Linked DNA regions of Homo sapiens: regions 2, 3, 4 and 5 are each linked to region 1. Evidence: chromatin loops called from intact Hi-C (ENCODE). Cell type or tissue: A673. All regions are shown on one strand. Each heading gives the region's core, and the rest is flanking DNA. Links, peaks and the distances in the headings are about the cores only. Region 1 holds the start of LOC124902328 (a long non-coding RNA gene). Region 2 overlaps LINC01507 (long intergenic non-protein coding RNA 1507). Region 3 has its middle 340 kb from the start of LINC01507. Region 4 overlaps TLE4 (TLE family member 4, transcriptional corepressor). Region 5 overlaps LNCARSR (lncRNA regulator of Akt signaling associated with HCC and RCC).

Region 1 (6,402 bases), core at 769-5,768:
CTAACCGTGCATTTTAGTGTTCATAGGACAAAGGTGGGAACAGCTGCTTAATGGGTCAATTTGTAGAATCCCACAGCTTTTAAAGTCAGTTAGTGGACTAGAATTTTCATGCACCTACTGTTTGCACAATACTTTATTCTTAGTCCAACTGAGGAGGAAATGTATACATGTATAAGGAAAAACGCCTGCTGTAGTGCATTTTTAGTAAGAGAGAATAAAAACAAAAAATCAACAATTGACAAAATTTGTGATTAGCTGAATTCAGTTCTTTTGTTTTTAGGTTTTACAGTTCAATGAATTCTATTACCCTCTGTACTTGCTTTTGCTTTTGCGTAACAATTTTAACTGCTTGAAGAGTTTTGCTACCTTTCTTTTGTTTGTTTTGCATGTTGTAACAAAGCTTCTTGGAAAGTTAGAGCATGATTTGTATCTAACTGCAACACTCCAAACAATTTCCATTGTAAGTATCTAAGGGCCTTTCTCAAGTCAGGTGTGAGGCAGAAACTTGTCAGTTTCATTCCATCAAAAGCTACCAAACAGGCAACAATGTTGATGGCAGTACACACGTGGAAAGTATTTGCCGTGACTAAGAGTTTTGAAGAAACAATCTTCATGCCCTTGTAGATAAAGTCGTGAGAGTACAGTGACTTCCAGGGTCAGCAGTAAAGCTGAAGGTAATTCTTGCTGCGTATGGTACCAATGATGAACAGAAAGACTGAAATGTGTCAGGTCAGATTTCTGAATCACCATTTAAAGAGCTTTGCATATGGGGCTGGGGATAAAATATTCCATTAGAGAGGTTCCACTCATAGAGCATGTGTACTTTTTATTCTTTCACCCGAACAAAATTTAAATATCAGACAAAGCTGGTAAGATAAACACACACACACACACACACACACACACACACACACACACACACACAGCAACTTAGTACTTCTTTTGTGACTATCCTCACAAAGAATGCTACGGAAATCTGAAACAGAAGTGGGTAGGCCCAATATAATTTTATGAGACTTGCAGTCTGTCTCTCAGCAACCATGCCACCCATTTCCTTCATCCTATATCAGCAATGCAGTATTTGATTGAAAAATTACCCCAGTTTCCCATAGACGGGTCGTTTTCTCCATGGAAAGCAAATCAGAATGGCATGCAAAGAAGACAGGCTCAGGTAGTCCAATACCTGATTCTTTCAAATCAAAAAAGGGTAAGTGCACATACCCTTAAGCCTGTGCACTCGGGCTGGTGCATTTTTGCATGTCTGTATAACTGCCTCCTTTTCACATTTCTGATTCCATAGCCTTCATGTTGCTTAAATGTTGAAACCAAATGGGAACATTTTGAGAAATGCCGGAAAGCAAAGTTAGGGGTAGTGATGCCGAGTCTGAAAGAGTGGTTGAAGAAAAGCAATGAGACGTTTAATAACTTGTAAATTCTAGTAATTGGATTTTTTAATGAACAGAAATATATTTATTTCCAGAAAGTACTTTTCAGTATGTTCTGGGGGTAGATTTGTTTCAATCAAGGCTTGAACCCTGGATAATGAAATGTTGGTAAATGTATAACTGGTTCTTTGGAAAAAAAACGCATATGCAATTTAAACATACTTGTTATACCTTACCCAAGACATACAATGAATACACCAACCAAACAGCAGTTAATGCCACTGAGAGTTTTTATGAGTGTATATAGTACAGTGGCAGGAAAACCCCGCTAAAGGGAGGTATAGAACAGAAGACTTAAGATAATGGATTTGCAAAGTCAGAAAACCCTGCAGTGGAATCCTAGGGCCAAAATCATTTACTGAACTTTTCTGAGACTTAGTGTTCTGGTAGGTAAAATTAAATAGTACTTCCCTTACACACAAGGCAGAGGCAAAGCAACAAATGAAGCCTTGGTTTGTAGCATTTGTTATTTCCATGATACAAATACTCCCATTGTGGCTGATTTCAGTCTACCAACATGACAACACTGAATGCAGAGTTGTGAAATTCCATAGCATTTCCCCCATCCAGATATGATAGACACGAATAACCAAGGGTGTAAAAAATTGCATGACGGGGTAGAATATTTAGGAAGTGATGAGTTTTGAGTATTTACCATCTTTTTAAAAATATAATTTATTTAATTAAAAGGTTATATATTTTGATTTTAAATAATGGTGGCGTTTAAGAACCAGCTCATAGAATTCCTGAAAAATTGACATTGGATTCCATGGGCCTGGAACAGGCTCTCCACTGGTTCTGGTCAAATGCAAGTCTGCTTTTTGCTAAGGAATCTGGTGTCCATAGGAGCATCGTTTCTGGCTGCTCAGAAATTAGGCTTGGTAGGCCTGGTTCACATGTGTTAATGCTTATACAATTAGCTTCTTCAGTTTAGAGACAACAATCCCTGTAATTCTCTCAGGCTGACTTAAAATTCAAGGTCTGCCAAACCCTGCCCAGATGCCAACAGCCAATAATTTATGATGGGATTAGGAATGAGAGTGAAGAAAAGTTACTTGTTAATTATGATTGTGAAGACCACACACACTATGAAAAGAAACACTCTGTACAAATGAAAGGATTCCCCGTTAGCCCCACTTGGTGATACACAAGTCAGTGGGCCTTTCGTCTGCTCTCTGCAGCTCCACCTAGGGGTTTCCCACTTGCCTTTTTCTAACCGAAAGCCCATCAGTGAAATGTCTTATCAAAACCCCCAGCAAACTGCAGAGTCCCTGGGAAAACTAGCAGTTGACAAAGGCATTACAGTACCGTGTCATGCAGGCTGTTAAAGAAATCCAGCCCTGGTGATAATGTGTATATTCATTCTGTGTAAATGATTAAGTTCAAAAAACCATACAGTGAATCATGGTAGCAAGGCCAGACTTGCTTTGATTAACTACACTGGTATAATGAAACCCAACAGAGCAATCACTGAAACATTTAGCTCCAAATGTAAATCTTCCTGAACTCTGAAAAAAAATCATGTTAGGCAATGAGAGGTGGTGTATAATACAGCCATATTTCACATAATGAAAGTTGTGGCAGTTGTAAAGAAAAGGGAATGTTAAAAAGTTGTTATGCTGTGTTTGGCAAGAATGAGTCATTTTAAAAGTGTCAATCATGATAATTCAACATATTTTTAATCTAAAGGTCAATAGAAGCAGTTTCTAAGGTGGTACAATAGTGATGCCAAATATGAAAGCAAGCAGTTATAAGATGATTTCAAGTGTTAATACTGTATCATAATGTGTCTCAGTTCTAAATTGAAGAGCATGGATTGATCAAGGTGAAAGAATTTTTATTAAAAATGTACCGAAATGGCAAGCAACATGGTCATCTCAATCAAACTGCTCTGTGGAGTTCTTCTATTCAGACGTGGTTTGGTGAAGACAGTGTGGTGTCTTGTACAGTACAGGACTACAGGACGGTGTGGTGCTGCTGTGGTACAGTAGTTATTTTGGGGAAGATGGTTGGGGAGGGCTTAGGTCTTCATCTGCTAGTGGCAACATCTACAGAATAGAAACTCTTTCCTTACAATAACCTACAAGTCATTTTCTCAAAAGCAAGAGAAACATATGCCAATGAGACATAAAGTCAGTGTTCTGTGATGGAATGGCCAGCCCTTCATGAATACACAGAACTGTTTGCATTCCTGAATATTTTCACTTTTGTCCTTGGACAGCTTTTGAATATACCTCAAATATGCTTGGGTCATGTTGTATACACTTAAGTATTAGAAATATTCCATGAGAGAAAAGTAAAATTATGCTCTGCCTTTAAAGTTTATGGGAACATGTGGTCTTCCTTACAGGGAAAGCAATTGCTACCTCGGCAGTATTGGACTTTCATCTCATGGGTTTCGTGCATACAGGTTAAACATATGAGAAGTTTTATAAGGCTATAGAAATTGTGGCAGAGAAAACAATCTATAAGAGGTCTGAGAGACATAAAAACCACCGGACACATTCAGTTTCAGGACAAAGCTCTCTCCAAAGTTATTAGATTTCATAATTCAATCTGTGTTATTGTGGGGGAACTTGGGTCCAACCACTGCTGTAGATTATAGTAATAATTCTACATAGACACATTCGCATTACACAATAACTCTCCTGGAACTGGTTGCAGACTAGCACAAGCATATTGTCTTCTGTTAATCCTCATAAACCTAACCAATAGTTTGTTTCTGTTATTTTATCACACACATTAAAACCACTTTTATATTTAAAAATGCCTAGCACAAGCCTATGATTTATCTATATGTGACTCTTTCTGGTAATGTCTCAAGAGCATATTCTATTTAATTTAAATATATATGGATCTTTAAGTGTGTTTCCAGAAGGCTTTTGGTGATATAGTCAAAGAAAACAGAAGAAATCAAAGATGAAGAAACCACTCTATCACATTCTTTCCTTTCCCATGAAGAGAAAATGATTGCACAGAGGTTCTTATAAATGCCTTAGGAGACAGACATTTGGACCTTCTGATATTTCTTGCTACTCGTCTTTTCCTGTCGCTTCTTTCCTCTCTAAATTCTTAAAACATGCCATGTATCTTCAAAGTGTGGGTCTCACAACCATTATTCCAAGTATCTAAACAGGTCTATTGTATAGTTTACCTACCAGTGCATTGTACAGTAATGGTGTGGACACACAATTTATTCTGTTGCATTCTGTTGTTTTTTATTTTTAATTTTTTCTCAATACAAAAGTAACACATGCTGATATTAGAAACACTGGAAAAATCAGATAAGTAAAGAAGAAAATTAAAATGCTACATAAGTTCACCTCACAGAGAAAACCACTGTTGAAATTTTGCTGTATATTTTTCTGGTGTTTTAAATATATAACATATATACACATGTTAAAAATTACATTTGGGGTCATATTGTGCGGGGTGCCCAGAAAGTCCGTAAACATAGGTGAAAATGATATTATCTATGTTAATATTATTAATATTATAAGAATTGCTGACATTAGCAAGGATATATTAATATTATTTCATATTATTTATTCGTCTTACAGATTGGAGATGTCTTTGATGGCATTATATGTAATTCGCCTATGTTTCCAGACTTTCATGAACACACTGTAGATGAGCAGTATATATATATACACACACACACATACATATATATACACACACATATATATATATATATTTTTTTTTTTGAGACAGGGTATGGCTTTGTCACCCAAGCTGGAGTGCAGTGGTGTGATCTTGGCTCACTGTAACCTCCACCTCCCGGGCTCAAGTGATCCTTCCACTTCTGCTTGCCGAATAGCTGGGACCACAAGTGTGTCCTATTATGTTGGCTTTTTTCTATTTTTTTGTAGAGACAGGGTTTCGCCATGTTATCCAGGCTGGTCTTGACCTCTGGGCTCAAGCAATCTGCCTGCCTCAACCTCCCAAAGGGTTAGGATTAAGGTGTGAGCCACTGCACCTGGCCGGTGTATATATATTTCTTGACCTTTTTTTTTTCACCATAGCAGGTTCCAATCCTGACTTGACCATTCATTTAAGGTCTTCAAATGGGCAGTGGTCACAAATGTAGAAATATTCCCACTTGCCGTGCCAGAAAAGAAACAGTTTACAGATATCCTAGCTTGTTTTTCCAAAAGGTCAATTCACAAGCTCTCTGCAGATTTATCAGTTTCAAGCTCAATGACCACAACATTTGGCAAAAGTCCAACAACTGGAGACATTTAAAAGTAGCATATTTTCTGAAATCGCTTACCTTTCCCAAACACACTCCTTGTAGAAAAATTAGAAAGGGTAGAGGGTAAGAAGGTAGGGAAAAAAGTGCCAGCTGCGGCCTTAGCTGTCTGTTACATAGTCCAAATATGGACAGGGAGAGACCAATTCTTAGACAGGGCTTCAGTTATATTGACCTTCACAAAACAAGTCTCCCCTGTCATGCCAATGAAGTTATTGAAATTGAAATTTATTCTAGGCCTTTATGAAACAGCTGCAGGACAAGGCCGGTCTCCATCATCTTCTGGGGAAAGCCTTCACTTTCATGGAGCTAAACTCCATTGATCAGGGCAATTACAGACTTAGAGGATAAATGCTTCAGAGCCACATCTTTTCTAAAGGTTTTCCTTTCCAGAAATTTCTTTTTTTAAAAAAAGTTATTAATTTCCAAGTGGCTGTGGTTATAGTCATGATCTTTGTGCAATGTTTCCATTTGACCTGACTCATAAGCATTACAAATTGGATATTGAGAAAAAGCCTTAGCATCAAATGGATTCAAATGTTTGGTGCTATTCTAATTGTCAGGTGTGCATTTTATATGGCAATTTCATCACTGCTGAAGAGACATATATGTTTCGTTAGAATATGAGCCTGTTCCTGAGAGGTGAAGCCAGCTGGACTTCCTGGGTCGAGTGGGGACCTGGAGAACTTTTCTGTCTTACAAGAG
Region 2 (6,402 bases), core at 496-5,495, 470 kb before region 1:
GCTTGAGCCGAGGAGTTCAAGACAAGACTGCACAACATGACAGCACCCCATCTCTACCAAAAGTACAAAAAATTACCCAGGCATGGTGGGGCACACCTTATGGTCCCAACTACTCAGAAGGCTGAGGTGGGAGGATTGCTTGAGCCTGGGAGTGAAGGTTGCAGTAAGCTGAGATCGCACCGCTGCACTCCAGCCCGAGTGACAGACTGAGATCCTATTCCAAAACAAGAAAAAAGAAAATGTGAGTAAATTAGGTTATCATAAATTTAAAAAGGACAGAGAAAAGTAAATGAACATAAAAGCAGGTTGGGGCCAGATCAGGAAGAACATTAAATGCCATGGAAATGTTCCCTTCTTTCAAAAACCAATGAGGAGCCCTGGAGAGTGACATGACCAACACAGTGGTAAGGGACACCATAATCTTAAGTAAGTTATTCTAGGACAAGCATCAGCTTCACCAGAGAAATGGAATAAAATAGAAGTGATGATTACCTAAGGCAGTGTTACTGCCCTGGCATCCAGTTAAGTCAAAAGAGTTATTTTGAGTGGCTAACGTGATGGGGAAAAAAAAGAAAATTTGAATGATTTTAGGCATGACATTCTAGTTCAGCCACAGACTTCACTATTCCCAATTGCCTCACACTGAATAAACACATTTACTTGAAAGCTTTGAAGCCATTTGTGTTTGAGAGAATTACTCAAAACAGATATTTCTTCATTTATCCTCAGGTTATTGCTAAGATTTTCTGCAGATAAAATAGCTTATTTTCATCTGTCACAGATTAAAAAAATTCACAATTGCCTCTCCTCTTTAATGAGAAACTTTATTAAATATAAGATGATAGCAATAAGGAAATATGCATTTGTGAAATTTATTTCTGCTGATGTGTTTACTGTGCTCTACTCTCACAAAGTATGATACAAAGGAAAAGAAATTTAATGAAACAAAGAAGAAAAAGAGGTGAGAGGAAGATATGAGGAAGAGAAAAAAAGATATGGAAAAATAAGAGAGAAAGAAATTTGTAAGTAAATTTACTACCTAGAAAATCTGAATTGGCTATATTGTATTTTCCAGGATCAAATCTCTACACAGATGGAGTTTGGATGTCCCTAAATATACAATATTTGTATCACAACATCCCTATACAACATGTAAAAACAGACACAAGTATGAGCATAAATAAAGAGAGGTGGGGGTGGAAAGCAATCCTGTCTCCCAGATTGAGGAATAGAGTGAAAATAAGTTTTTTATCCAATATTTTCAATCTAGGAAAAATAAAAAGATGTCAACCTCACAGTGTAGTGTGTAGATGCAGAGAGTAATTGGTCAAGGAAATAAACATATGTCATCAAAAAGACCCTATGAGCTTGAGGACACACTTCTGTACGTCAAGAAAAGCATGAGTACAGCACTGTGTGCAGACAGTATGGGTAGCAAGAGCTCAAAAATCATCCTTAACGTGCTTGGTGGGTTGCAGAAAGTCCTGCGTAGCAGCAGAAATCCTACCCTCACTGGTGGTGTTCCCAAGGGCCCAAGCTCCATGGGCTGAGGGGCAGATGATTGACAGAACACTCCCAGGCCACTGTAGCCCAGGCATTTGGGGTCAGGAAATGGTAGGTCCCTCTAGTTCAGACATGTTCCAATGCTGCAGTTGAAATAGACATAAAGGAAGCCTTCTGCTGCACTGAAACAGCTATTGAGTTCTTGGCTTTGCTCAACATTTATTTTTCTTTCCCTAGCCATCTGACAATTGTTTGGTTTTGGATGCTGGCTGCTGGCCATTTTCCTAGTCAAAGCACTGCTCAGAGAAAGCTCCACACTATCCACCTTCTTGGCTGGGCCCCACGACGGCTGCCTACACAGGTTAAGACATTTCACAGGGGCCATTCTTAAGCCCCTAGAGGATGGTCAATGGATATGAAAACCAATGGTTGTAGAAAGAGCTAGGTTTAGGAATAATAATAATAATAATAAATTTTAAAAATACTTACAATTGGGTCACTGCATGTTAAGGAGCAAAGAAACTTTAGAAATCTAATACCTAGGCATATGGATAAACTAATTTTCCCAATGTGGCACAATCAATCAGCAACAGGTCTGACATTAAAACTGAAGACCTTTGTCTCCACATTTAACAGGGCAGGTCATTTGGGGAAAGGGATAATTCTAGGCATCAGGGTGGGTCGCTCAACAGTTGTGTGAGCTTGATCAAGTCACTAAGACCTCCAGGGCTTCAGTTTCCAGGTTTTGAAAATAAGAGTCTTCAGTCAGATGATTTCCAAGGCTGCTTTTAGCCTCCAAATTCCAGTACATGTTACTGGATGTACTGTGCTCCTCACAACGTTTCCCCAGGCCCTGCCACAGATATACACACGCTTTCATCTGGGTATTTTCAAATAGAGTCCCCTGCTTGATTTTTCGTTGGACTGAGTTTTATCAGAGGCATGTGACATTTGCTCAGTGGATCGTGGGGAACCATGAACTTTGTACACTTTTAAAGGGAGGTCAACAGGGACCTGCTTCCCGAGAAAACGGCCTTCTGTGAGCCTCATCAGTTTATTCTGAAGCTAAAGGGCTTGAATTATCTCAAGCCTCTTGCGGGTTGAGTTGTTGTAGAGTTTTCCCAATGGCATTAAGCTCCTCTATTATATTTCTGAGTAGGTAAACTCAGTGCCCTCCCTTATTAAAAAGATAGGAATGGGATGTTTGCTCCAAACCTTAAGCGCACATTTGCTAGATTTTGCTTCCTTTATCTCCACCTCCTTTTCCTTGTCCACCTGCCTCTAAAAACACTACTAATAGTAGAAATAGTAATTAGTGATATGAATAGTAATTAGTATCAATTTCATTCAGTTTTGAAAATAAAAAAAAATAAGTTCACAGGTTTAAAGAGCTGAGAAAAGTGCCCTGCCTTTAGTAAGCACTCAGATCAATGTTATAATTACATGTATTGTGCAACAGCCTAGAAGGGTAATGGCATTCTAAGAAGAAAGTAAATGATAAGTGTTTTTAAAGAGAAATGGGCTACATGGTCACAGAAATTCTCCTAGGCATTAGGAATGCTGGTGGAGCTGTGACTCTGACTCACAAGTTTTATAGAAAAATATGAATTACTTCTTCCTGTCTAGAAGGTGACAAAAGGGCACCAACCAGTTCACTGAAGGACTCAAGTTTGAAGACAGATGAAATGAGCCAGAAAGGAAAAACCAAGACAGCCCAAGGGATTTAGGGAAAAAAGCGGGGTGGGGTGGGGCAGGGGACTATGTCCTAGACTCAGTCAGAGAGCTAAGGCACAAGGAACGAAAGCTAGAGAGGTCAAGATGACAACAGCTATCTTGGCTGAGAATCAGAAACTAAGCCTGAATATTAGCAGGGCTGTCTCATACAGATGTGTGGGTTGAGCACTGCACAACTCTACAGAGCCCCATTAATCACTCACAACTATAATCATCCCTGATTTGTTTATCTATAATAGCAATTTTCTGGTAGATGGCAGTAAAGTGTCATGAGGAAGGGACACATTTTTCTAATCTGTTCAAGATGTACTATGTGCTGGTGGCAGCCCTATATATGAGACAAGAAATAGGTGAGAATTCCTATCCTCAATTAATAATTAGCAACTTTCCCACAATCAGTGGCCAATAAGCATAGGAAGAAATATTCAACCTCACTAAAAATAAAAGAAATGCAAACTATAGTAATGAGAAGATGTAATTTTTATTTATCATCTGGCAAAGATGTAAATGACTGTTCATTCCTTAATATTGGTGAGAGTACGAGAAAACAGGAACTCTCATAAAGTGTGGCAGGGATCTAAATTAGCATAACCTTTTGTAAGGCACTTCAGCAATGTATATCGTAATTAGAAAAGTGCATTCCATTTGACCTATCATTCCCACTTGAGGATTAGCAAGAGACACATGCACTGGTATACTTACACACATACATATATATATTAAATATGTATCAGGATATTTATCACAGTATTGCTTTTAATAATAAAGAACTGGAACTACAAAATTTGTTTACCAAAGACCGGTTGAATCAATCTGGACACATCCGTACCATAGCACACTTATCACAGAATGAGGTTGCTCTGCAAGTGACTATGCTAAAATGAAAGATCTTGAAGAAAAACCAATACAAAATTGTTAAAACACTGCAAAGAAGTGGGTATGGTACCTTCTACTTTTAAAACAGAAAGAGAAATGAAGGAAAGAAGGGAGAGAGAAAATGTAGAAAGGAAGGAGGGAAAAAGGAAGGAGAAAGTAAAGACAGGTATAGGGTTTTACATGTACAGGAAAATGTCTAGAAGGAAACATAAGGAACTGCTTCAAGTGTCTACCCTGGATGAGTGGGAATATAGGAAGCTTTTGTTTTCTTTGCTTTCTATTTTCTTATTTGGATCTTTCACAACATAAATGTGATAATTTGCCTAACACATGTTACCTGTGCACTTGCTATATTGCTTTTGCGGGAAATTGTCTTTCGCTTCAGATGTTTGCAAAGCAATTGCTTCACCCCATTCAAGTCCCCACTCAGATGTCACTTGTCTTAGAGGACTGTCCTGACCACCCTAAGTAATATAACACCTTTCATCCAGCCCTATCCCTCCATGCTGCTTCATTTTTCTTTATGGCTCTTATCAGTACCTGATATTAGAATATTGTAACATATGTTTGTCTGTTTTTTCATGAACGCTCTTCCCTGCTAAATGTTCACTCTGTGAGGATGAGGGCTTTGTTGTGCTTCTCACACTATCCCAGAGCCCAGATGCCTACGTTGCTTTAAGTTACTCCCGCAAATAGAGTGAGACATGGTCACTAGGGTTAGCCGAAGCCTAGATGCTAATCGGGAATGTGGAAAGGGTGGCCTACCCAGAACACACAGATGGGTTAGTCAGATGGCAATCTGATGAGGAAGAGTCACACAGCAGAGGACGCCACCACGCGCACAGCTGTAACTTCTCACCCTTCCTCAAAGTGAACGTCAGGAATGGCTTCTTATTGTGAAGTTAGCAGAGTGAGAAACAAGGTCTCTAGCTATTCCAGATACACAGAGTAATAACTAGGCACACGATGTCGACACTTTCTAATCTCGTGCATAAGGAAGGTCCAAGAATCCGTGAGGGTCCTCACCTGCACCCTCAAAAATGGCACCCAAGCTTGAGCCCTACTCAGCCTGCTATCTAAGAGGATTTCTGTTTGTCTGACACCAGCCAGAATGCAAAGTACTGACTCTGGAAGCCTGGGTCAACCTATCATGAGAAGAATGCTGGAACCATCTCAAAGAATGGAGAACTGGGATTTCTTGGGCTAACAAAAGAGATGATTTCAACCCTTTGCAGTGCCACGCAAAACCATTTTGAAGTCTGAGGCAGAAGATAAAATCAGTGATATTGATCCCATCTTTATTTAAAATTTGTACGTTTTTTCATCATGTGTCTATTGCATTGATTTTGGTTTTAAAAAATAATATATTAAAATATTATTTTGATGACTGAATTTTTTGGCACCCCGTTATATTTTGTGCCCTAGGCAAGGGTCTCAGTCACCTCACACTAGTCCTGCCCTCCTTTTTGGTTCCTGCTTTGCTAGCGAATATCTGTTTAATAACTGTCCATGTCTGTGACAGAATGTAGTCTGAGACTTCCTTTCATTGTACCAGGTAGTGGCATTGTAGGGGAGCTGCAAACCCTCTCCACCACAAACTTCTTGGATGGCTTACCTAACTTCATACCATCATCTATCCAAAAGAATCATCAAATTTTCCACGACCAAACTGGCAGATGTCAGTTCACAAGAGCCTACCAAGTAGCTGGCAGGCAGGAAGCATGCATCAAGAGTGGAGACACATTTGCTGAAAAGCCAAGGAAACTCAATTTCTAGGTAACTCTTTCACTTGCTTGGCCTGCTACCAATGCTCTTGCAGAAGACCTAGCAATTGTCAGTTGTAATTCTGTCATGCTTTTAAAAAGGGTCCCCCATTTGTGTAAACTTCAGGCCCCTCCAAGCTTGGATTCATCCCTGAGCCATGGACATACCCATTCTTAAGCAAACCAATAGTTGAACATTTAGGTTTACAAACATAATAATTTGTAGAGATTATTTACTTTACTTACTTCTCATGGTGACAGGTGTTATTGGATTCTCATAGTACTCCTTTTACCTTTGCCCCTCTAGCACCAAAGGCTTTTAGCTGCTGCTACTCCCTAGGTGCCTTAACATGCATCCTACAATGTAAGTTCCAAACCTTTCTTAGGCCTCTGTTAAGTAGTCCCCTCTTTTGAGTTTTCTTGTTTAAACCATCCAAATGGATTCTGCTTTATGCAAAGAATACATTATAATAAATTGCTTTAAAAAGTTTAAACAAATACAAAGTGTAGGGGGACAGTTAAAATA
Region 3 (6,402 bases), core at 607-5,606, 690 kb before region 1:
ATCATTGAGACCTACTGCCCCCCAAAAAAGATTCCTTTTAAAATACTAATGCTTATTGACAATGCACCTGCTAACACAACATCCGTTCTGCAGACTATGGATCAAGGAGTAATTTTGACTTTCAAGTTTTATTATTTAAGAAATACATTTTGTAAGCCTATAGCTTCTATATATAGTGATTTCTCTGATAGATCTCAGCAAAGTAAATTGAAAACCTTGTAGAAAGGATTCACTATTCTAGATGTCATTAAGAACATTTGTGATTCAGGGGAGGAGGTCAAAATATCAATGTTAACAGGAGTTTGGAAGAAGTTGGATTCAATCCTCACGGATGACTTTGAGGGACTCAAGACTTCAGTGGAGGAAGGAACTGAAGACTTAGTTAAAATAGCAAAAGAAAGAGAAATTCGAAGTGGAGCTTCTAATTCTATTTGACCAACTTGCTCAAATCTCATGATGACACTTGAAAAGATGAGGAATTGCTTCTTATGGATGAACAAAGAAAGTGATTTCTTGAAATGAAATCAGCTCCTGGTGAAGATGCTGTGAACATAGTTGAAATGACCACAAAGGATTCAGAACATTATGTAGACTTAATTGATAAATCAGTAGCAGGGTTTGAGAGGCTTGACTCCCATTTTGAAAAACATCCTACTGTGGGTAAAATGCTCTCAGACAGTAATGCATGCTACAGAGAAATCTTTCATAAAAGGAAGAGTTCATTGATATGAACAACTTCATTGTTGTCTTGCTTTAAGTCATTGCCACAGCCACCCCAGCCTTCAGCAACCACAACCCCAATCAGTTAGTGTCTATCAACACTGAGGCAAGACCCTTCATCAGGAAAAAGTTTATGACTCACTGAAGGCCCACATGATCATTAGTATTTTTTAGCAATAAATTATTTTTAAATAAGGTATGTACATGTTTAGACATTTAATAGACTACAGCATAGGTCAACATTATTGTTTTATGCACTGGGAAAACAAAAAACTTTGAGTGACTCATTTTATTGTAATATTCACTTTCTTGTGGACTAGAACCTAACCCACAATGTCTCTGAGGCATGGCTTAATGGCTTTCTTTTAGTTCATATTGACTTAATATAATTTTTTTATTTTTTATAATTAGCTTTTCTTTGTCCTATTATTTAAAGTATGATTCATGCAGACAGCATGTTGTTAGATCTTGTATTTTTAATCCAGTAGTCTGGTAATTGAATTCAACTTATTGATATTTACTCTAGTTAATATTATAGTAGGACTTCCTTTGGCCATTTAACTTAATATTTTCCATTTCTCTCACTTTCATTTCATTTTGCTTCCCCTGCCTATATGGCTTTCATTGCAAAGATTGTTTTTTCCTTTTTTTTTATTTGAAAGGTATACATTCTCACTTTTTTCTTTTTGTGGTTAAATACAAATTAAATTATAAGAAACATTAAGAACATCACAAAGACTGCTACTTATATTCATTTCTCCACATGAGTATTTCAAACATCCCTCTATAATGTCCCTCAAATAAGAAAAGCAATATAGCATGATTTTTACCTTTCTCTGGGCTTCCCTTACCTTCCTCATTAAGATTTTTAATTGTGAATTATTACGAATATGCCATTTGATCTGACCGTTATTTTTTAAGACAATAAAATACCATTACCATACTTCCTGTATATTTCAGAGCTTATTTATTTATTTATTTATTTATGACATGCTATCTTAACAAGTGTTTTCAAATGACGTTTTTATATGGTAAACCTTCTGATGTTTTATGTACCCCAAAATATCTTCATTGTGACTACATGCAAATGTTAACTTAGCAGGCTTTAAAATTCAAGGTTTCCATCAATTCTCCTCCTAAACTTTAAAATTATTACTTCATTATCTTAAGAACTGCATTTCGATTCAGAAACCTGATGTTCACATGAGATCTATCGATGTAGCATTCATCTACTCATTCTTTCTTTCTGTGACTTTTTGAATGTTCTCTTTGCAGTGTTCTTAATGTTTCTTACACATTTTTTAAATGTGGGGTTTTCCTCTTTCCTATCCTGTTTGCAACACTTTACGGTTTTAATCCAGTGACCTTTCATGGTATTCACTAATGGCTTTTATTTAATCTCGCTTGTTCCTGCTTCAGATTATGACTATTCTTGCATTTTGTTTTCCAACTACTTAGTATGCTGACTTTAAAATCTAGCACCGTTTATTTTTAATTAAGTCTGAAATTATCATTTTGATATATTCTCTTTTGTATGATCTGCGTGCTCCTCAAATGCCTTGCTACAGTCCCTGGTGCTCACATTCTTCTCGGGTCATAAGCAGGACCACCATACATGACTCTGCCAATTGAAACTTGCATACGCATGCACAGTTGAAAGGGCCAGGAGACCTGAAATGCACCTGTGCTCCATCACCAAGTTGGTGCCCTGGCACAGGGCTACATTCTCCCAGAAGTCAAAATGAACTTTTCTTCACTCAAAGGAGTCATTCACTTGTCAAGCCAGGACATATGGTAATATCTTTTCCTAATTTGGGGGTCCAAAATTAGTACCTGTTTCTAGTTTTTCTGCCCAGAAGTTGTGCCTTTTAATTTACTCTTACAACTTGTCCATCTTGCGGCAAATACTTTTTCTAATCTGTTCATCCAGAAAGGTGCTTTTTCAAATGAAATTTTGAGTAGAGTGACCATGTATCCTGGTTAGCCTGGAACATTCTCAGTTTATACCAACTGAGCCCAGGTAATTATTTTTCCCCTTTTTACACTCAAAAGTGTCCTGGTTTTAATAATAAATTATATGGCCATCCCACTTGTAGGTTCCCAGTATGTAGCCTAGGGTATGACTTCTGTTGTTAATTTGTACTCAAGGAGGGGTGGTCAAAGCCGAGGCTCTATTCTCTGATTCTCTTACTGAATTTAAGGAGAGAGGATTTGCCTTGGAATGGATGATCCCTAGTCCAATGATCTTGGCTTGAATTTACCTATTTCTTGCCCAACGTGAAACATTTGCAATTCCCCCTGTCTGTCTTCCCTGGACATTGCTCTTCTTCAAAGGCTTTACCTCTCAATCATATAACTTTCAGAATGTAGGAGAAAGTAGAAGGCAACTCTAAAGGCTCAGGCAGTCTATTTACACATTTGCCAGACTTTAATGATGCCCTGCTACAACCTGGAGACAAAACTATGCTGGGCAGGTGTTTTTTTCTTTTTTGAAGCAGCACCACTCCAGAGTTTTCTCCTAACCAATCTCCTAATGGCAACTCCTAGCTTAAGCCTTCTTTTAGCCTAGACTACTTCTGCCATTCCATGCCAGGTCACAACTGCCTTCCTCTCCCCAGGAGTTTCTGTAGGATTTAACATTCATTTTTTAAATAGAGATACATTCCTTTACTTTCTCTGACATTGATACAGTTGGATTTTGTAGAGGCAACAAACAGCCTGTGTCAGTACTCTCTCTTCCCAAAAAACCAAAAATTCTTACTGTCCTTTATTTTCATAATACCACTGGCTCCAAAGAGCAAGCCCACAGCTAATAATTGCAGGCCCTGAAACAAGAGAAAATACAAATCCCCACATATCATATATGCAAATGTTGATAAGTTATAATTCTACCAGAATCTGTTAGGTTGGTTTTCTCCTCTTCTCTTGAAAATATCCTTAAAAAGAACTTTAAAGGACTGGTTAAAATTTTGAAACATATCCAATTTTTTATATAATATAAAGTCAAATGCAAGAGCCAGTCATCATCAACAGCCTCCCAACCAGAATAAGCTACATAATTTATAGGGCCCAGTGCAAAATATAAATGCAAGGCCACTATTAAGAAGGAGAAGCAAAATATGATTAAATGTACTAAAATAGGAAGTTTTTCCTTTTCTTTTTCAACTTGTTCTGGGTTTTTGTATTTGCTATTTGAATAAAGAACAATTAAAATTTTAAGTGTTTAGCATGAATCTTATATCCTCATGTTACACAATGCCAATTTAAATGCAAATATTTTTATATTGTAAAATGTTTATAGTGAACCTTTTTATATTGTACAATGGCAGCTTTATATGCAAATATAGGCACATTTAACTCATTTGTAGAGTGACCTAAGTGATAAGATTTGTATTGCATAGCTCATACATGAATATATATTTCACTGTTAACACAATAGTGGAAAACTGCACAAAATTAATTCAACTCCTTTTTCATTCCCTTTTTTGTGTGTACATGCCTACAAAAATTTCTGCCTTTGGCTTATTGATAAGTCAGGAAGTACTAAAAGGAAAAGGAACTATGAATTGTCCTATCTTTCTCATTCCTTCTATGTCATCATTTTCATTGTAAATGATTGGCTAATAAAGAGAATTAACATGCACAATAAAGAATATGCTAGAGTTCTTTGATAATTTGTGTTTCTTAGAATGCAATTGCACTCTCTCCACATTTAAAGCAAGTTCTGCTTCAGATGAAAAGCTTAGCCTATCAGGGCTGTTAGCAATCCCACTTAGACATAGACCTAACATGTATACTTGTATTGCTTCGAGTCTCACTGAAGTCCTGTTCACTGTGGGTCTACTAGATTCCATGCCAATGAGGCACTGTGACGGCGTATGCAAATGCAGTGGTAAAGAATGGCAGTGGATGTCCACATGTCATGTACTTCCTCTATTCATGTGCACGCTTAGTTTTCTCACTAGATTTGATGTGTGAAGAACAAGTTCAAGGATGAAATTATTAAGAATAGCAAGATAGCAATAACAGAGTACTAAACTAAGTCTGAAGTCCTTCTCTGTGTGGATGCCTGTATGATTACACAGGTTACATACCAGTAAAGCCAGCAGTAGGCCCACCCTACTCCTCTTCCCACCCCTGACTCCATATTGAACACTATCAAGCATATTTCAGCTCACACATACAGGCTATGTTTCATTCCCTACAAACAGCTATGTGTTGACCACCTGTCCTTGGGAGGACAGAGTTAGGGGAGAGGCCTGTGCAGGTACTCAAAGCAGACTTGAAGCTTTGGCAGGAAGTTTCAGGGTCCCAAGCTACCTAGATCATGGTTTAGATACATAGGATCTGGTCCATGTGGGCATGTGATCTAGATCCCTGATCTCCTCATTCAAACAGGAGGGGAGTAACCAAGGCCAGACCGGAGTGGGATCCTCTAAAGCACAGGGCTCATAGAAGGGACTCCATTTGTCTGGGTTTAGGTAATGCCAATCAGTCAGCCAATGCCATCAATGTTTTTCTCATTCTCATCATAACTCATATTTTAATTTAGCATTTTACATGTTTTATCTTATTTTGAATTTTTGCTGTATTAGTACCATTTCCCTTTTGTTACCTGGATGTCTTTTCACTTTTTGCACATGTCCTTTCTTAAATCAATTTTATTGGAGAGATACTTGAGTAGCCACAAAAGTGTCTGTAGACCTCTCTTTGGTTTCTCCCATACTTATGTTATTAACAATGATATTGTCAGAATTTCATTTTCTGATATTACTGTGAATTGACAGAGCTAAGTGAGACAACTAGAATTAGAAAATTGCAAAACTTTATAGTCTTATGAGATCTATGACTCAAGTAGTTACTAAGAGGCTTGTCCTATGGGTAACAGGACATTGGTGGCATAAAGAAGGTTAGGTCCCAGACCTCCCACCTCCCAGTCTAATGCCCTGTACTTATGTATACTTTTTCAAAGCAGAATTAGCCAGTGATATCTTCATCATTTGACCTCTGGGTTATGAGGCTAGCTCACACCACTGATGAAATGCAGCTCTGGATGTGATGGTCCAAGAGATCAATCAGACCCAGTATTAATACTCTGACAGGTATCTGAAAATATGTACAATGTATTCCTGTGGAAGTCATTGCTAATCAAAGTCTTCTTACTCCTAGAGTTTTATGCTTCTTTCTTCCATTAACAATGAAAATTAGGGCCAGGTGTGGTGGCTCACACCTGTAATCCCAACACATTGGGAGGCCAAGGTGGGCAGATCACCTGAGCTCAGGAGTTCAAGACCAGCCTGGCCAACATGGAGAAACCCCGTCTCTACCAAAAATACAAAAATTAGGCAAGCATGGTGCTGCACCTGTAGTCCCAGCTACTCGGGAGGCTGAGGCAGGAGAGTCGCTTGAACCTGGGAGGTGGAGTTTGCAGTGAGCCAAGATTGCGCCACTGCATTCCAACCTGGGCAACACAGCGAGACTCCATCTTAAAAAGAAAAGAAAAGAAAAGAAAATTGGCACAAACTATAAAACCTGTAACCATCCCACCTATGTAACTTAGAAACTGAAAATATTACACAGCCCAGAATACATATTTAATATTAAACTGAAAACAATGACAACATAGTTAACTTCTAACATTTTGTAAACAACTATTTCAAAACAAGCTTTGGTCAAAGTCCT
Region 4 (6,402 bases), core at 496-5,495, 190 kb before region 1:
CACATATCTACAACACTAATTAAAGTGCTGATTTTATTTCTATTACTGCTTTTAAAACACAGTAAGAGTAGAAAAGTTAAAAATAAAATTCAAGAATTATGGCTATTTACCAGCCTAGTACATAGGAACATGACAGAGATTTTAAGAAACTGTTAAAAATAGATGAAGGGGTGGGGCGTGATGGCTCACGCCTGTAATCCCAACACTTTGGGAGGCTGAGGTGGGTGGATCGCCTGAGGTCAGAAGTTCGAAACCAGCCTGGCCAACATGGTGAAACCACATCTTTACTAAAAAATACCAAAAACAAAAAATTATCCAGGTGTGTGGTGGCACGTGCCTATAATCCCAGTTACTTGGGAGGCTGAGGCAGGAGAATCGTTTGAACCCAGGAGACAGAGATTGCAGTGAGCCGAGATCATGACACTGCACTCCAGCAGCAGCTTGGGTGACATAGGGAGACTCCTTCTCAAAAAAAAAAAAAAAAAAAAAACAAAAAAAAAAAACCCCACCCACACACACACACACACACACACACACACACACAGATGAAGGAAACAGCAGAGATTCATACTCATTCCACCTCATTCCTGCTTCTCACTCTAGCCAGTTTACTCACTGCCACTTGTAATTGTGGAATTTCTACTTTTTACCACCAGTGTCTACAGATTTTTAGTTCTTGGCATAAAAAATTGTGCTTTCAAAAACCAAATAACAGTCCAAGACATAGAAATAAAATTTGAGAATTTTACTTCCTTCTAAAGGTCTCTAATAATCCGTGTTAACTGTTCTACTTCTGAAGCTGGCTTCAAGTAACAACTAGAAAGCTGGCAATTTTTAAAAATACTCTTGAAAGAAGAAAATATCATCAGAGCTAAATGGGAGCAGCAAAAAAACAAATAAAATTATTTACTAATTTTGAAAACAGAGAAACCACCTGAAAAGCAAGTGAGGGTATTCAAGTGCCAAAAAATCAGATGATAAATATTTTAGCTCTGTAGTTCAATTGTTTTGCCGATTCCTACAAAACACTTTCTGAATTCGAGTAAAAGGCCCATATCCCGATTGGGAGTCGACAGAACGTTGCCACTGGCATTACTGTCAGTGTTTGCTAAAGGTTCATGTTTGCATGCATTTGCACATCAGCCCGGGCAGCTTCCTGGGAAGACTGCCTTCAGAGCTAGTCCTCCCATCATCATAAACTGGTTTTATATGCACATTTTAAAGAATTCAGGACTCACCAGAAGCTCTGAGAAATGAAGAGGAACGATCCATTAATATATTTTATTCTACTCAGAAGGCAGCATATCGCAATTCCATATTTTAACAGGAACATGATTTGAAGGAAGGGATTGTATCTAATCTTTACTGTGCACCCCCAATGCAGTACAGGCCTGTTTGCCCTCCAGCTGCTGAATCAATACCTACTGATTTAAATATTTTATTTGGACTGCAAGTTCATCTGTCAATACCAACAGGTTTCAAAGTCAGGAACCATTAATATAATTTTTAGTCAGTTGTCTAACAAAAAACAAATCAGAAAAATCTCTCAGCTACATACAGAGGTATAGCTGTGCCTTTTTAATAATCAAAGGAAAACATATACAGAATTGACAAGGAGTTCTTCCCACCTAAATACCTTTCAGTACTAATGCAATCGAACTTCTGTTTTAATACATTTGTTATAAAGGAAATTTTCACCCTAACAATTAACCAAATAGACTACATCCATCGTGAAACATTTCATATGTAATATTCTTCTTTCATTTCTCCCCAGGAAAGAGGGTTGACCCATAAGGAAGAATGGAGAGAGAAAAAAAAAGGGAGGCACAAAGAGAAAAAAGGAAGAAAAGAGAAGGGAATTGAAAATGACAAGGGTGAGCAAAACAGTTTACAAGTGAACATCTGGTATTGACAGGAGGAACTGAACACAGTCTGTACAGTCATGCTGAAGTCTAGAAGGAGGATGGCAATTTGAAAAGAGGGAGGGAAGAAGTGGCAGCGGGAGGCAGGAGGAGGGAAAGAACAGAAGAGGTCAGGGGTGGGGGACTAACTAACAAAAGTACTGTTCCTGGACGCTTACGTATTTAGTCATTATTTGCTCTATTCTCCCAAAGGCAAAAATGTCACCAGCTTAGTTTAAAATTTCCCTAAATAAGGTCAGACTAGGTTACTAACAGATTTTATCATCAAATCAGATTCCAGCCTACGCATCCAATTCAGGAGTCTCATTCAGAGCAGTGACAGTCCAATATGGTTTGGTTATAATCCCTGAGGCGGGGGCTGGGCCAAGGATGTGGAATAACTCAGCTTTCAAGTCCTGATAACTGTGGTACAAACACAAGTGATTATTTCAATTTTCTCTGCAGATTATTTTTTCAGGGCAACCCAATAAACCCAATAATGCCCAGATTTACTAGAAAAATTTTTATTCATTTCCCCATGCACCAGAAAGTAAGCTAATAACATCCCGCTGAGAGTGCTGTCAGGCTAAATCCCTGCACTGCTGAATGCACTGCCGGGATAAATCTCCCTTCACTTTCCATTCCACTATCCACTTTAGGGCAAGGCCCTGGGGACTGCTCCAGATTACCCCTCTGCACGCAGTGTCACAGGCACAAGCCCGAGTGGTCCAATCAGTGCCAAGAAAAGAACAAACTAAAAAAGATTAATTCACAGATGTTCATGCATTTCACATACACTGTGCCCCGTGGCCCGTTGCTAGGGCAACGGGAGACCACCAGTGCGCGCTTTATTGGCTTTATGAAGTGCGTCTCGGGGACTATAGTCCGAGAAACGCTGCATAATAATAGTGTGGCTTTTCTGAAGCCTTGTTTTGTGTTTATCCACATTTAACCTTCTGAGTATTATAAAGAGCACCCTTATGCATAGCTTTCAAGCACTCCTCCCTTCCCCCCAAAACTGCCACAACTTTCTATCTAGAAACATTAAATTGCATCTCTTAGGGGTCCATTTTGGGAAGACCCATGTTTATATTGCTCAACCAGTTCCGTGACCAAAAAAAAAAAATCTACAACCATTTAAAGATCACTACTATATTAGTGCAGCTAACCACATCAACCACCCAAACCCGAATACACACATGCCTTGTTTTCTATGAAACCAGGGGAACCTTGCTTTTGAGTATCAGGAGTCAGTTTTAGCCAGAAGGAATGTCAGAACCAGCAAGCCTCATCAGAGTCTGTCAGAGACGCAGCATCATCCAATAGAACTCTCTGCAGCAGTGGGAAGGTTCTGTATCTCTGCCGTTTTGGCAGTTTCTACAGCCACGTGTGGCTACTAAGGACTCGATATGTGGCTAATATAACTGGGAAAATGGGTTTGAAAATTCTATTTCATTTTAACTTTAAATAGCTTCATGTGACTAGTGGCTACACCATATTGGACAGGGCAGCCTCAGAGGCTTACCAGACAACTATCTATGTTTTTAAAAGTTCCTAAAAAGCTGTCTCTTCAAGCTTTTAGTTTCTGCTTAATTCATAAAAATATAACTTCAAGTAAATGTACACAGAATGGTCTTCATGATTGCCGTTGCCGCTAGCTGTGCGAGTCCCAATCAGCCAGAGTCTTTGTGAAAAAGGCTGAGGGAACAAGACTAACTTTCCCCTCCTTCTCCACCCCCACCCCCACCCCCACCCCCACCCAGGTTGGGAGGTTAAAATCACAAATGTCACGACTCTCAGAGCAGTAGCACAGATCAAGTGTTAATCTAAAGGGAAGGGGTGGGTGAGGGGGAGAACACAGGCTTGTGGGGGCGAGGGAGGATCTGGAATGAAGAGGAGAAAAATAAAGCCAGTGAATAGATCAATAGAAGCAACAGCTTACATTCAGATTCACAGGAGAAAGAACACACGGAGACAATCATTTCCTGGGAAAAGCTCAAGCCTAATGAGAATTTACTCTGCTCCTTTATGCGACAACCAGCCCTTTTGTGGCACGGGTTTCCTGACTGACAGGAACCCGGGGCCCCTTAATAGGATTTCCATATTATTTCCAACACCTGCCCAGAAGTTATTTGTTTACATCGAAGGAGGCAAGATTCTCAAATCAGACATCTGCTTCTAGTTCAGGCATATCTTAGGAAACCATCTAGAAAGCAGCTTTGTTACCATGGTGACATTTTTATTTTCCTCCTTTAGTTGGCTCAAAACATTAGCATTTCCAATTTTATTTTGTTGTTCAAAAGGCCAAATGTCGCTCACAAAAACAGAAGTTTAAAAAAAGATAAGTGAATAGAATTCTCAAAATTCTCTAGAATAATTAAAATGACCATAAGGAGCAATAAATAACAAGGAGATCTTATTATATAAGCCTACTGGCTTCTCTCACTGGGTGGCATCACTAACTTATTTACCTCCCCTCTCCCAGCCCTCTTCTATTCTCAAATTTGAAGTCAGCAACTTGAAAAGTAGCAATTTAAAAAAGAAGATTCAAGAATCCTTCAGGATATGATACAATTAAATAATGAGTCCATTTCCATGAAAAAGAATTCCTCATGCTCACCCTTATCACCATATCTTAGAAAGTTCACTTACAACAAGAATACTTAAGACATTTTAACTTCCACCTCACTGCCTGCATTTCTGTAAAAGGGGAGGGAAAGTGTAAGCTTTTCACGAACATTTAGTGGATGCAGAGGGGATGGAATATTAAACAGTGTGAAGGAAGAAAGGTGGACCGCACGTGAGCGGATTACATGTATGTGTGTGTTGTTCTCCAGTTTCTAGTGAAGGAAAACTAGAGGCAAAACTGAACCCAGGGGTTGGGAGGAGGAGGGTACTTAACCACCAATTCCAACTATCACAAATGAGCGGGAATTTCTTATGTTACATTACAATACTAGAACTCTCAGCTTACACTGTTTTTAAGCAGTAAAATTTATTACATACAAAAATAATTGGATTGGTTCTAAATAATGAATAATCTGATAAAGTTAAAGCAATGTGACTTATTTTATTCAATATTTAGATTCAAAGAAAAACAACTAAGTATTCAATGCTAACATTTCAAGTTTTGATTTGCCAAGTCTAAGCAGCATTACTGAGTTTTGAAATAACTGTATTATCTTCATTTAACAGCAACCTTATTTAAAAGCATCAAAAACTCTTTCAGAAAGTACTACTCAGCTCCTCAGCAAACTTCCTTTCTATTACTCTCTCATGAAGCCTGAATTCTCTTCAACCCTTTCACAAGGCAGTTGCCATGGCAGTAATCAGATATGACTCTCTAAGTCCAAAATTACAGCCCTTATTAAAGTGGTGGGTCCTACGCGTAGAAAGTCTTTTAACCCAGAAGATAGCTGAGCTACTTCAAATCACCACAGAACAAAATACATAAGTTGGACAGAGGAAAGTGTTGCAGAAATAATTCAAGAAAGAAGAACAAGAGTATTAAACTACCCCATGAGTGATTTTATAATTTTTCCAGAGTGGGGTTAGTGTTACTGTAAGAATACAAAAAAAAGATGGTGAACGATTCTTTGGAATAATTCCATTGGAAGAATTATCTACATTTTGAGAAACAAATGTTTTTGAAATTCAAGCGTCAACTATTAAAACTTAAATCTTAGGCCCCTCTAAATTTTTAAAAATGTTAACTATAAACGTTATAATATTTTTGCAAGAGATGAAATGCATCCTAATTAAGAAAATTAGAAATTAACTAAACATCAGTATGAAAATGTCTAATAACTAAGAGGGATGGTTTATGGAGGGAAAGGAATAAACCATTTTGCCAAATCAGCTGGAGAAAGCCAACCTGCCAACCAGGCCGCCCCTGTTAATTAGTATTTGTTCTGCTTCAGCGATCGGCGGAGGAGGGTGCTGCAAAACAAGCGTGTCTCCCCGAGTCACTCACATCATTAATCCATTTATGCTCACCACCTGAGGACCAGCTATGCCCTAAAGATATTTATTCATCTGTTTGACAAACAAACAATTACCACACATTTTTCTAGAATTAGGACACCTGTTACGTTTCACACAGTTTACATGCCTAGAGGCAGGTATCAATTAATACTGAACAAATTACTGCATCATAGATTCATAGAACAAAACTTCTTAACTGTTCCTTGATAACTGTAAATAGTAAAATACATGGTAGAAATAAATACCTAAAAGTCTTGTAAACAAATAATTAAAAAGCAATAGCAATGCTAAAACACTTAATTTCAAATTACCATCTTATTTTGTTATTTTGGGAAATTGAAAGAGTTATAACGTTAAATGCTTGAAAGGCATACTTTATCACCCTACCACCGAACCCCTCAAATGATTTCCTCACTTCTAACCACTGTGTTTACTTGGCTAATGGTATGGCCAACTTTATTGCTGAAACATAACCTATGGTATAAGATTTTTATTTCAAAATTTGTTTCTAGGACAG
Region 5 (6,402 bases), core at 713-5,712, 84 kb before region 1:
ATTCAATTAAAGTATGTAATTTGAGCACTATCCAACTCACCTGCCTGGTTTACTCCTTTTCAAGCAGATGTTTTATTGCAAAAATGGGGGCAGAGGGTGAATCAGGGAGATGACTGTGTTGCAGCTGCCACTGTGCAAAGGCTGAAACTGAGAATTACCATGGCTGCAGGAAGCATGGCTCACTCCCTTCAGCCTCCGACCTCAGAGTGTCTGAAGGCTCAGTAAGGAAGTTCCAAAGAGATGCACAGTGCTGAAGCCCTAGTCCTTTTACTTTCAACTAACAGCAGGGTTCACACCTATGCAGCTGCTCTTGCCGTGCCTTTCCACAGGCTCCCACTCTTGCTAACTATCACAACAGCCTATAGGGCAGACATTACAGGAGAAAATCTGCGCATTTCCTTTCTGAAATGAGTGGTGCGGGAATGGGGTAGGTGTAGGAAAGTGTAAGTAAACATCTTACTGCTTTGTACAAGAAAATAATTCATAAGAGTCTAGTATTATTTTTATTTATTTATTTTTTGAGATGGGGTCTCACTCTGTTTGCTCAGGCTGGAGTCCAGTGGCGTGATCTCAGCTCACCGCAACCTCCACCTCCCTGGCTCAAGCGATTTTCCCATCTCAGCCTCCCAGATAGCTGGGACTGCAGGTGCAGGCCACCACACCTGGCTAATTTTTTGTATTTTTGGTAGAGATGAGATTTCACCATGTTGCCCATGCTGGTCTCTAACTCCTGAGCTCAAGCCATCTAACCACCTCAGCCTCCCAAAGCTCTGGTATTACAGACATGAGCCACCACGCTTGGCTGGAAAGTCTAGTATTATTTTCATTAGAACTGGGGGTCAATTCACGGTCTACCATGATCTGGCTAACTTTGGGTAACCCCTTTAACCTTTCTGGTCTCATCTATGTTGTGTTTTATCCTTAAGGGAGGTAAGTATGATCTCTAAACCCCTTTCCCCTAAATGCAAACATTTGCTGCTCTAAAAAATGTTGTATTTTATCATCTCAGAGTTGGTCATATGGAATGGATTTTGAATTAGGATCATCTGCTGAGGTTGATTATATTTTCCTTACCCCTTTTTAATACTTCTGAAAAAATTATCTCTTGCAATGAAGATTATTTGGGGGAAAGTGGCTGCAGACGCATTTGTTGAAAATTGATTAGTTGTCTCATAAAATGATCTAAACTGTAAGGAACTATATTCTTAATGCTACTATGTGGGCTCCTACTGCTATAATTCAATTCAGGACTTGTCCTCAATATTATGTAGCCCGGAACAATTCTGGTAAATCACATGACTTCCTTTAATAGCAATCCTTGTAAAATAGTGTGAGTGAGCCATCATTCACAGTGTAATATCTAGTCCAGTGCACTACTACTTTTCAAAAAGACAATGATATTCTGAGAAATTTTCATTCATGGGGACACCCTCTGCTTCTGCTCCTTGCTTTTATATAGAACAAAATTTGAATGCTTTTATTATAGGTTTTTATTAAATATGTCTGCAAGAAAGACCATTTGATACCTTATTTTTATATGAACCCCGAGTGTTTACATAGTGTTGTTACATATTATTACCTCTGGTACTATGTAAAGGTACCAGCAGAGAAGCAGAATGGGTATTATAATCCCCATTTTACAGACTAGGAAACTAGGTTCACAGAAACCAATGGCCTCTTGAAGATTATACAAGTAGTAAAGCAAACAAGTTGGGAATCAAACTTGACTTTTCAAATTCCACTTTTTTTCTATTCTACTAGAGCTGACTTTTTTTTTTTTTTTTTTTTTTTAGACAAAGTCTCCCTTTGTCACCCAGGCTGGCATGCAATGGTGGGATCTCAGCTGCAACCTCTGCCTCCCAGGTTCAAGCAATTTTCGTGTCTCAGCCACCTGAGTAGCTGGGATTACAGGCGTGACCACCAGGCCTGGCTAACTTTTATATCTTTGATAGAGACGGGGTTTTGCTATGTTGACCAGGCTGGTCTAGAACTCCTGACCTCAAGTGATCCACCTCCCTCAGCCTCCCAAAGTGCTGGGATTACAGGTGAGAGCCAGGGCGCCCAGCCTAGAGCTGCCTTTTAATGCCTTACAATGATTATTATGCTTTGTGCTTTACAAAGTGCTTCCACATGCCTTTTCCTTCCTTCCAAAACCTTGTTGGATGGGGAGAGCAGGTGGTGGTGTGACCATCTTAAAAATTTGAAAACTGTAACTCGGAGAACAGTGACTGGCCTGGCTCAGAGTTGGTGTGTATGTATCAATACAGGTACACACCAACTCTACAATCTAAGTGTGTATGTATAGAAAGGTGTTATCAGTATAACCCATATGTCAGGAAATGGATGCCCTCATCTCCAGCCTCTGCTGGATTCCTTGTTTTTATAGCTTTAGACAAGAATGACTCACCATCAACCCAAGTACAATAAGAAGTTCAACATCCTTCTCAGTAGCTCCAGGGATTGCTGTGGGAGTACCTCTGTTTCTCTGTCATTTCTTGTTTCTGATGAAAGCTTGATCTCCCTTCTATGCCCCCTGCTCATCTGTCCATTTTCCACACCAGACTACCCTTTGGGACATCCCGTACTCTTCTGAAGTACCGTGACCCAAGCCATGTGTGAATGCCTTTACTGAAGTTTTGGGGGATGGAGGGAGTTAATGAGTCAGACGGGCACACACTGAAAGTGGAATAACAACCATCCCCATCCCTTGGTTATATCTGCCCCTTTGAAATGCTCAGTAGCAGAGGCCACTCAGTCACCATTCAGTCTAGCAATTCTCCTTCCCTCATCTACTCTCACCTCATAGAAAATCTATGATTAGCATGATTGGCATACTTTTCCCCCGTACAGCTGCTACTGTGTAGTGTTTTTATAGCTTAGGGTAGATTTCTGAATCTGACTAATTTTTGCAACATCTATATGAAAGAGAGAAATGCAAAAATAACTCGCCATTCCCAATTTGTAATCCAGACTGAGGCACCTTTTATAATTTTTCCAGTGAGAAATTAAAGAGAAATTACAGTTTTTAAAAGGAAAGTCATTCTGAAAATAATCTTATAATCTCCAGGAATGACTTTCATCAAGGACTTAAAAGCAATAAAGAACTTTTTCCTTTATAAGGTTAAGAAATTTGGTCCTTATGCTTTCTTGAAAGGAAACAGTTTATTTTTAAATCCTTAGAGGAACTTATATTCTTTGAAATTTTTAACATGTGATTAATCATTCGGAAAATTATTTATTATGATCGCAATTTTCATATATAAATATATTTTCATAAGACATTGAAAATGTGAATGAATTGTCAGATATTTATTGCAAATTAAATTTGGAAACATTTTTATAACATTTACATTGCTGGCCAGCAATCCTTCTCTAACAACTTGCTCTGAAAACAGTAAACATGTGAATCATGTTGTAAAAATTAGATTCAGAGATCTCCTCTAACCTATAAAAACTATAATAATGGCCAGGTGCGGTGGCTTACACCTGTAATCCCAGCACTTTGGGAGGCCGAGGCAGGCAGATCATGAGATCAGGAGATGGAGACCATCCTGGCTAACATGGTGAAACCCCATCTTTCCTAAAAATACAAACAATTAGCCGGGCATGGTGGTGGACGCCTGTAGTCCCAGCTACTCAGGAGGCTGAGGCAGGAGAATGGCGTGAACCTGGGAGGCAGAGCTTGCAGTGAGCCAAGATCGCACCACTGCACTCCAGCCTGGGTGACAGAGGGAGACTCTATCTGAAAAAAAAAAAAAAAAACTATAATAACTGTACTGGGCAAAAAGTATGGTTAACTGTACATTTTCTATCAGTTCTAGAGCAGGATGTTTAAAATACCTGAACACAACCACATTTAACACTTAGCTTTTGAAAATTTGAGAGAACTTTAGATTTTTGATGAATGAGGGATGTTAGTCACATACATTTTTGAATTATTTATGCAATGCTTAGGAAAATGTATAATCAAAGTTGCATCAAAGTAAGTTTAATTAAATTTTTATTATCTGTAAAGCTACTGCATACACAACTAGAACTTTACTAATTATTAAAACCAAATATATACAAAGTCATAGCTTAGGGAGGAAGAATTGGCAAATAGAGTACTAACTAGTAATTCAACTGAATATTTAAATATATAAAGGGATGTATAATTTTGTTTTTGATATTATAAATATAAAGACTTAGAGTACTGGAAAGTCTCTAATATGAATCTTGCCTCACCAAGCTCTCTTATATCCTGGAAAGGACTTATATTTATTCCACAGCTAGGTTCTGTAATCAACCCCATTGGTAGCTAACATTTATTGAGTGTGCCACACATCCTAATATAAATGATTGAATACAATCCCATAATCTCCATCTCATCTTCTTTTTAAAGGTGAATCCATGGAGCCTCAGGTTCCCTAACTTGTCTAAGTTCAGCCAACCAGCAAATTCAAACCCAGGACTTTTTTTCCTCTGGAAGGGTTTGTTTTGTTTGCTGTTTTCCAAGCTGCCTTCACATCAGAAAGAAATGATATTTAGATACATAATTTTGATATGAAATGTGTTTTGCTTTCTTCATTTTGTTTTCAGGGAATAAGTTGTGGTTAATAATATATTTTATACATCTATGTTGCAAAATCTTTAGAAGAATTTTGATGTGAATTAGTAAGTCAACAAAATGGTTGCTAAATTTATATTTCCTCCATTGAACAAGGTTAAATTCTAATTCATTTGGAATTGTTTTCATGTTCTGATGAATAATCAAATGGCCTATTCTTTAAGACCACCTTTTTACTTTTAATTCTCAGCAGAGAAATAATCACTAAAATTAGTGTTTAAAATATAGAACTAGGAAACATACTTAAATAACTTTCCAAAGCCTATAGTTACCATGATACCCTGGGAACTTAGAAATAGTTTAAGTTTCAGGCATGGTAACATGCAAAAAATATTCAATCATAAAGGAAGATATCTTGACTAGCAGACACACACACACACGCGCACACACACACACACACACACAGCCCTGTGTGTGTCAGCAATTGATTTCATAGATAATTTCCTGTCCACTGATGACTGCCCCCAAATCTTTCTTTAAGGGCAAGGGAAAACTGAGAGTACTTAATAATATAGCTTAATTAGCTGTATTTCTTATATTTACACTAATAATGTTCTGATATACTTGTTTTGATAAGATTAGAAAACAAGCAAAGCTAGTACAAGGCACTATATTGTTTGAGAAGATCTTTGATACATTTTAGCTTCACTGTTCCATAAAGATTCTTTTTTCTCAGTAGGCTTCACTTGAGATAGTCTAATATAAAAAAGAATATAATATTCATAACTTTTTTTTTGCTAACAAACTTAGATTTATGAGAGACAAACATCAGAGATATCAAAATTTCATGTCAGAGTTGAGAACAGAAATAAGCCGAATTCAACTTTTGTTTTCTGAAGCCCTGCTGAATACATTGTCTGGATTGTACCACAGAATGCTGAAAGCAAAACACGGGTGGGTCTATCAAACAATCCCTGACTCTGTTTATAACAACTGAAGCTGTGCCTTTCATATCGGATTCCCATCAGAAAGGGCAGGGGGGAGGAAGAGATAAGCTCATCAGTGAAATAGTATCCTTTAACAACAACCAGTTACTTCCTGCAATCAAAACCATGCTAGCATGTGGCTTGTTCAAATAAAAATTACTGGACTGGAGCCAAACAAGGAAAAAGTAATTGATAATGTGGTTTTTCAGAAACCATCCATCCATCAAATGTGTCAGTCCTTCATAATACTTTATTTCCCTTCTGAACAAAGATCTTTAAAATTCATTGTGTGCACTTAAAAACAAAGTGTCCTTGTGCTGGTTTATAAAGATTCTCTTTTAGTTTGGGTTTGTTTTGTTATTTGATTACATTCCCTCCCATCCTGCATTTTTTTTCTCCCAGATAGTTGCTGGAAATTTCTGCCATTCTTAAACAAAGCATCTTTGTGCTGTATCAGCTTGCATTTTCCTTGGATTGTGTTTGGATGATGCCTTTTCACTGACTTCAGCACTGGAGTATTGTAGCCATAGCCTTAGTAAGTAGAGTGTAACAAACAGATTCACCAGCCCTTTTTGTGTGTTGCATCCTATTAATCGCTGGTGAGAAACACTTCTTGGAGTAAGGCACAGGGCCTATTACAAATAGAAGAAAAAACGGGTGAGGAAATATTGGATCATACTTGCAACTAGAGAAAGCCATTAATAGTCATCATAAAAAGAAATGTCCCCCTTCTAGTAATTCCTCCAATACATATGACAATCTTATAACTAAAACTTTTTATTTATTATAGGATTCTAAAGATCAGTTTGCAAAACTGATAGTACGTTAGCTCACCAGCGGTTTCCAAAAGCAACATCTATAAAGTAAATT

The links. Hi-C counts contacts between places; a loop is a spot of excess contacts. Peaks named below come from ENCODE experiments on the same cell type or tissue, not always from the same donor. Only the 100,000 strongest peaks of a DNase experiment are listed, where the experiment ranks them.
Region 2: it touches region 1 in a loop (2.0-fold over the local background); 14 of 110 quality-filtered maps call a loop at or near these places.
Region 3: it touches region 1 in a loop (2.3-fold over the local background); 11 of 110 quality-filtered maps call a loop at or near these places.
Region 4: it touches region 1 in a loop (2.7-fold over the local background); 4 of 110 quality-filtered maps call a loop at or near these places.
Region 5: it touches region 1 in a loop (2.5-fold over the local background); 22 of 110 quality-filtered maps call a loop at or near these places.

Annotation. Positions count from the first base shown.
Region 1 is chr9:79,474,885-79,481,286 of GRCh38, reverse strand. LOC124902328 (a long non-coding RNA gene) reads left to right here and starts at 1,125. Exons shown (of 3, transcript XR_007061902.1): 1 at 1,125-1,207. RefSeq lists a silencer at 2,576-2,625. In A673, for the core only: a CTCF peak has its summit at 2,648 (motif pointing left); a DNase peak (open chromatin) is centred at 2,606.
Region 2 is chr9:79,942,255-79,948,656 of GRCh38, reverse strand. All of the region lies in intron 1 of LINC01507 (long intergenic non-protein coding RNA 1507), which reads right to left. Among named protein-coding and RNA genes, the nearest start is that of LINC01507, 120 kb to the right of the region's middle. In A673, for the core only: a CTCF peak has its summit at 3,483; no DNase peak of the experiment used is centred there.
Region 3 is chr9:80,162,293-80,168,694 of GRCh38, reverse strand. No RefSeq gene overlaps it. Among named protein-coding and RNA genes, the nearest start is that of LINC01507, 340 kb to the right of the region's middle. In A673, for the core only: no CTCF peak of the experiment used is centred there; no DNase peak of the experiment used is centred there.
Region 4 is chr9:79,660,306-79,666,707 of GRCh38, reverse strand. The region is part of intron 8 of TLE4 (TLE family member 4, transcriptional corepressor); the gene reads right to left. Among named protein-coding and RNA genes, the nearest start is that of TLE4, 92 kb to the right of the region's middle. RefSeq lists an enhancer at 3,089-5,503. In A673, for the core only: no CTCF peak of the experiment used is centred there; DNase peaks (open chromatin) are centred at 2,567 and 3,987; H3K4me3 peaks cover 1,099 bases; H3K27ac peaks cover 2,030 bases.
Region 5 is chr9:79,559,199-79,565,600 of GRCh38, reverse strand. The region is part of intron 1 of LNCARSR (lncRNA regulator of Akt signaling associated with HCC and RCC); the gene reads left to right. Among named protein-coding and RNA genes, the nearest start is that of LNCARSR, 5.6 kb to the left of the region's middle. In A673, for the core only: no CTCF peak of the experiment used is centred there; no DNase peak of the experiment used is centred there.